Linked DNA regions of Homo sapiens: region 1 is linked to region 2. The links are chromatin loops, found by intact Hi-C in ENCODE. Cell type or tissue: PC-3. All regions are shown on one strand. Each heading gives the region's core, and the rest is flanking DNA. Links, peaks and the distances in the headings are about the cores only.

What was found. A loop is a pair of places that touch in the nucleus more often than their neighbours do. Peaks named below come from ENCODE experiments on the same cell type or tissue, not always from the same donor. Only the 100,000 strongest peaks of a DNase experiment are listed, where the experiment ranks them.
Region 1: a loop joins it to region 2, with 5 times the contacts of the local background. A loop is called at or near these places in 2 of 110 quality-filtered maps.

What each region holds. Positions count from the first base shown.
Region 1 is chr13:23,717,419-23,720,453 of GRCh38, reverse strand. No RefSeq gene overlaps it. Among named protein-coding and RNA genes, the nearest start is that of TNFRSF19, 150 kb to the right of the region's middle. In PC-3, for the core only: no CTCF peak of the experiment used is centred there; no DNase peak of the experiment used is centred there; H3K27ac peaks cover 669 bases.
Region 2 is chr13:23,793,490-23,796,256 of GRCh38, reverse strand. The region is part of intron 16 of MIPEP (mitochondrial intermediate peptidase); the gene reads left to right. Among named protein-coding and RNA genes, the nearest start is that of PCOTH, 94 kb to the left of the region's middle. In PC-3, for the core only: no CTCF peak of the experiment used is centred there; a DNase peak (open chromatin) is centred at 1,436; H3K4me3 peaks cover 1,478 bases; H3K27ac peaks cover 2,385 bases.

The DNA.
Region 1 (3,035 bases), core at 244-2,743, 76 kb after region 2:
GTAGAATGGTGACAGCGCTCAGCACTGCAAGGCATCAGGGAGGACACTGGGCTCCCAGGGAATTTTAGAACTGAGGGAATGGTGAATGGAGCGAGAAGCCAAGAGAAAAAGTAAGGAACAAATGATGAGGAAATAGAAGCAAGGAACACAGATTATTCACAAAGCCTGGCCAGGGTGATGGGAAGAGCAATGGGATGGCACATCATGCTCATCTGACCTCATGGTCAGCTGCCCCCCAAGGAGCACAGGAGGCCAGACCAGGCCATGTGTGATGCTGCAGGGCACCAACCCCAGAGGTCTGTAGAAAGAGTATGTATTACACACTCTTGTGTAACATGTGCATACATCCACCAGAGCGGTACACGTTACAACCCATGAACCTACACTGACCCAGGGTCCACAGGTTACACTGGTTCACATTCACTCTTTCTGCGGTACAGTCTATAGGTCTGTAACGCAGTGATGTATTACACACCCTGCACCATCACGGAGCATCACAGTCCCATGTTCAGGGCTGTGCACCACACATTCTTAGGACAGACACTGTGATGCTTAATTGTATGTAGCAACTTCACTGGGCCACAGTGCCCAGATATGTGGACAAACATTATTTATTCTTGGTGTTTCTGTGAGGGTGTTTATAGATGAAAATAACATTAGAATTAGTGGACTTTGAGTAAAACAATGCCCTCCAAATATAGGTGGGCCCTGTCCAATCATGTGAAGGCTTGAATAGAACAAGACCAACCTTCCCAAGCAAGAGGGGATTCTTGAGAATACTGCCTCTTGCCTTTATCTGCACCATCAGCTTCTCCTGGGTGTCCACATGCCTGCCTTCAGACCTGTACCACAGCATTGTCTTTCCCTGGGTTTTCAGCCTGCCAACCAACCCTGCAGATTTTGGACTTGCCAGCCTCCATAATTGCGTGATCCAATTTCTTTTAAATTTTTTTAAGAGATAGAGTGTTGCTATGTTTCCCAGGCTGGAATGCAGTGGCTATTCATAGGTGTGACCATAGCTCACTGCAGCCTCAAACTCCTGGGCTCAAAAATCCACCTCAGCTTCCTGAGTAGCTGTAACTACTACAGGCACACACCATTGTACCCAGCATACGAAATGAAACCTATAATTATACTTTATCCATGTTTATCTCCCCACTAAACTGTGGGCAAATTGAAGTCAGGACTTGTATCCTTTCATCTTTATTTAACTAGTGACTAATATAGTGTCTGTTGTATGATATCCAGCTGGCTGCATCTTCACCAAAGCTTCGTTGATAATTAAGAAGTTCTTGCTAAGTGATCTTTTGAAGTAAGTTTTTTTCCTGCCTCTGGTAGATATGTTTACTTCCTTCCCTCACTCACTGGGGTGACAGGCTTCAAAAGGTAATGTCTGAATGGAAGTACAATTGTTTCTGCATGCTTTTCCAACTGATAGAACATTTCCATTTTGTTAGGAAATTGTAAATTTCTGAATGTACTTAGCACATATGAATCCTCATAATTCTTATTTCCCTTTCTTTTCTTATTAATGTCCACATTACCACTTTTAATTTAGTCTTTATATCTTCAGAGATAGATGAAATACTGTCATATTGAGAAAATTGGAAGGTAAATTGCTTTTCTCTGGCTATACAAGGTAGCTCTGTCAATCTGTCTTCTTCAGGGTTTTTAGAAACATGAACATTTTATTTGTTTACTCTCTTAACTGCAGTGATAGAATGCAAATTTCAACTAGCTTGAGTAAAACAGTGAATTTCTTAGAAGGATACTGTGAGGATGTCTCATAGCACACAAGGACTGCCAACAGCAGTTAGGATGCTTTGCGTGCAAATAAAATAAAGCTTGAAATCAAACAGGTTAAAGCAAGATGAAAATAACCACAATACATTGCTATGCCCCTGTTTTTTTTCAGCTGTTTATTACATGCTGTTTTGTAACCTGCTATTTTGCTTTAAAATCCCATGATTTTCCTCCAATCATAAGTATTTTTCTACATCAGTTTTTATGGCTAGATGGTATTCTGCTCAGTGTTCTTGAAGGTCTTTGGGAGAGTTCAGTAAGTAGCACCCATCTTCCCCACCCAAATCGAGAAATAGCAGGTGGAGAACCAAAATATCACCCTTATTTCTAATGAAGGCAGAATCGGAAGGCATAGCTTGCAGCAAGAGACGAAGTGGGCTTGTGGAATCTGTTCTTTGTTAGACTGTTGAGAAGTGGGATAAACCCACCTAAAGGAAAGCTTAGCCCTGTGGGGCCAGACAGCTCACCAGTCCCCACCTAACACTGGCCTTGGCCAGAGGAATGAAGACAGGGAGCAACTTGTCCAAGCAGAGGACCTTTGACCATCTCCACCCAATGTGTGTGACCTACCAACTGAGGTAAAGCTGGCCCCTGCTCTGGGAAGAAGGAAGGGAAGGGAAAAGAAGCCAGGAGGATTTTGGAAAATCCCACAAAGCAGAGGCAAGAGAAGAGGTTCTTGCTCCCCTGTGCAGTGTGAAGGTCCCAGTACTCAGTTCACCAGGCCTCTATTGCACGTTATGTTAGTTTCCAAACAACATTGAAGCTAAACATCTTTGTAATTAATCTTTGTGTACATTTGTGAAAATTTCCTTAAGATAAATCCCTACAAGTAGAATTTCTGAGCCAAATGATATTAACAGGTTTAAAACTTTTGACTCACTTGGCCATATTTCCCTCTACAAAGTTTTATCAGTTTATATTGCCACAAGTAGTACAGTGTATGAGAACATGTTTTCTTAACACATACCCACTCTGCCTATTCAGTCCTTCCTTTTTGATCTTTGTGAATTTGATGGGCAAAACATCTGTGCCACAGTGTTATTTCAATTTTGAGCAGTCTTAATGGAGGAGTTGTTTTGGGGAACCAAGGTATAGAACATGTGAAAGAAACTATCTGAAGAGACTGAGCAATGTCTTCAAAGGCCTGTAGCCCTGCAGCTGCCCCTAGTACTTTCACTTTTGTGAATAATTTTATTTTCCAACCATGGAAGCATCATCGTGAGGTTGAAAGA
Region 2 (2,767 bases), core at 268-2,767:
GGTAGAGATGTGGTTTCGCCATATTGGCCAGGCTGGTCTTGAACTCCTGGCCTCAAGTTATCCGCCCACCTCGGCCTCCCAAAGTGCTGGAATTACAGGCGTGACTCACTGCATCCTGCCGATAGTCAATTTTTAAGAGCTTCTTTGTTCGATATATAGAGCATACATGTATATACATATACACACACACATATATATATAATATATGAAGATAGGTGACATTTAAACACTCAAGCATATTAACAATTGTGTGTGTATATGTATGACAGGGTCTTGCTCCATCACTTAGGCTGGAGTGCATTGGCATGATTATGGCTCATTGCAGCCTTAACCTCAAGGCTCAACTGACCCTCCTGTCTCGGTTTCCCAGGTAGCTAGGACTACAGGCGCTCATCACCACACCCCACTCCCAGCTTTTTTTTTTTTTTTGGTAGAGATGAGGTTTCACTATGTTTCACAGGCTAGTCTTAAACTCCTGGCCTCAAGTGGTCCTCCTACCTCAGCTTCTCAAATGTTTTTGTGTTTTTAATTTTAACTGTATATCTTAAAGCTGTTCATGGGTGACTTTACAACTTTATTTCAGTTGTTAATATAAAAGTGTAGCACCACGTATTGACCTCATGTAGCATCAAGTATATAATGATTTTACCTTAAAAGCGTTAATTTTAGAATAGTTGATAAGACATGAAGATAAGAAAATAATTATCCATTAAGTGATTTCTGTCATCTAGATTAAAATGTCAATCAGATTGTTCCCATTAGTTATTTTTAAACTAAGACAGGTAAGTAACCGTGATCATATGGGGAGTCCTTATACAGAAATCTTAGGGTTGCTTTGGACCTTGGCTATTTTTATCCCACACTTGTTCAGATGTTGGTTGAAAGAATGGCATAAGGGTCTGTTTTTAAATGTATAAACAAATATATTGTCTATTAAACAATAGGACTGGAGCCCCAGGCGGGTTAAATATTTACTGCTCTCTCTCCAGAGTATTCAATTTAAACTATTTGGTAAAAATGCTTATTCCTCCTATTCTTTTTTTTTTTCTTCGCCCTGGGGAAGAAGTTTCCTCCTATTCTTATGCCCCAGCTCTCCTGCAAATGGAAAGTCTCTTCCATGAGGTGAAGTTAGTGCCTGGGCTGAGCTAGCTTGGAATATTTGATGTTGCTAAGCAAACATCAGGTTAAAGAAAACAATATTTATTTTTGTTTTTATCTTAAATACGAAGAAAGACCATATGGTGCATATCTAGAAACACCTAAGTGGTTAATTGCATGTTAAATTTCTTTCCTCTTTGCCTGCATAAACAACTGAAAAAATATTTACTTTCTGTGTCATGCTAGGTTTATTTATGACTTTGTAACTAAAACACAGAAGTGTTATAAATTGAAACTTTAATCTCATGATTGACTCATTTTCTAAAAATTTATATGGTTTCAGTTTGTGGGACAGCTGCAACTCTAGATTTCAGTGATTTAAAACATGAGGAAATTATGACTACCCGGTTGTTTTTTTAATATGGTCCTTTGAGCCAAATCACCAACTTTCATTTTTGTCTTGGTTTTCATGAATAATGCTGCCCTTTTTTTCTTCTCGGCCTGCAATTTGACAAGCTAGATATAAGGAACTAAAAATCCAGGCTATTAGTAGAAGTTATTTCTTTACCAGGTAAACTTTTGTATCTTAAATGATGCACATGTGTCTTTTAGATTTAGGCTGTTTCTATTTCAGGAAGCGTTTTCTCTGGTAATTTTCTGAGGTAAGTCCCGTTTTTACTCACAAGGAATGAGAGCCGGACACAGGGACCATTGTGATGCCTCTTTACCTTTATGCCTTATCACCAACAGGGAGTTAAGGCAGCGTTAGCAATATGAGGAAGGCTCCAGTTGAGTGTTGTTAATTTTTAATTTTAATTTTATGTTGAGTAAGTAATACATATGCATGATTAAAAAATCACAGGGTGTCAAAAGCTTTACAATACAGTCTCCCTCCTCCTCAGGTCCCTTTCTCTGGAGGCAGCCTGGGGTACTATATCACACTGATTTGAAGATGAATTACCTCGGTTCAACATAAATTTAAAGACATAAAATCTGCAGTTCTCAGTCACTTCCTCCTCTTAATATTCTTCTTGCCTTTTCTCATGGATAGAGCAGCTCTAGACTGGACTCACAGTCTTCCCCTAATGAGCGTCCTAGGAAGTATCTGCTATACAACTCTCAAATCCACACAACATTAGTGAGGTCTTTTCTAAATACAGATTTGAGTGTGACGTCCCTTCCCTTAAAACCCTCAATGGCTTCCATTGATCTTAAGCTAAAGGCCAGAGTCCTTTGCCCACTTGCAAGTTCCTGCGTGGTCTGGTCACCCAAGCTTCCTCCAGCAGGACACAGCCTGCTTCCTTTGGCACTGGAGTCTTGGCACTTGTTTCTGCTGCCTGGAGTGCTCTCTTTCTGCTCCCTTTGCCTTCTGCTTGAACCATCATTTCTCCAGACCTGGCCAGCCTCTGTTACAGTCTCCCAGGGCTGGGGTCCTTCCCTTAAGATGGGTCATCTCAGTTTATAATGTATTGATGCCATTTGATTCATTTCTATCTTCCCAACTGGAGTGAACCTCAAAGAACAGCATGGCTCATTTCTGATTTGTTTATTGTTTTCCCAGGGCCCTGAACAGTTAGTAGTATGTACCCAATAAATATTTACTGAGAAATGTTTTTACATTTTTATTGAGATATAATGTACATAAAGTACACAAATCTTAATTTATAGC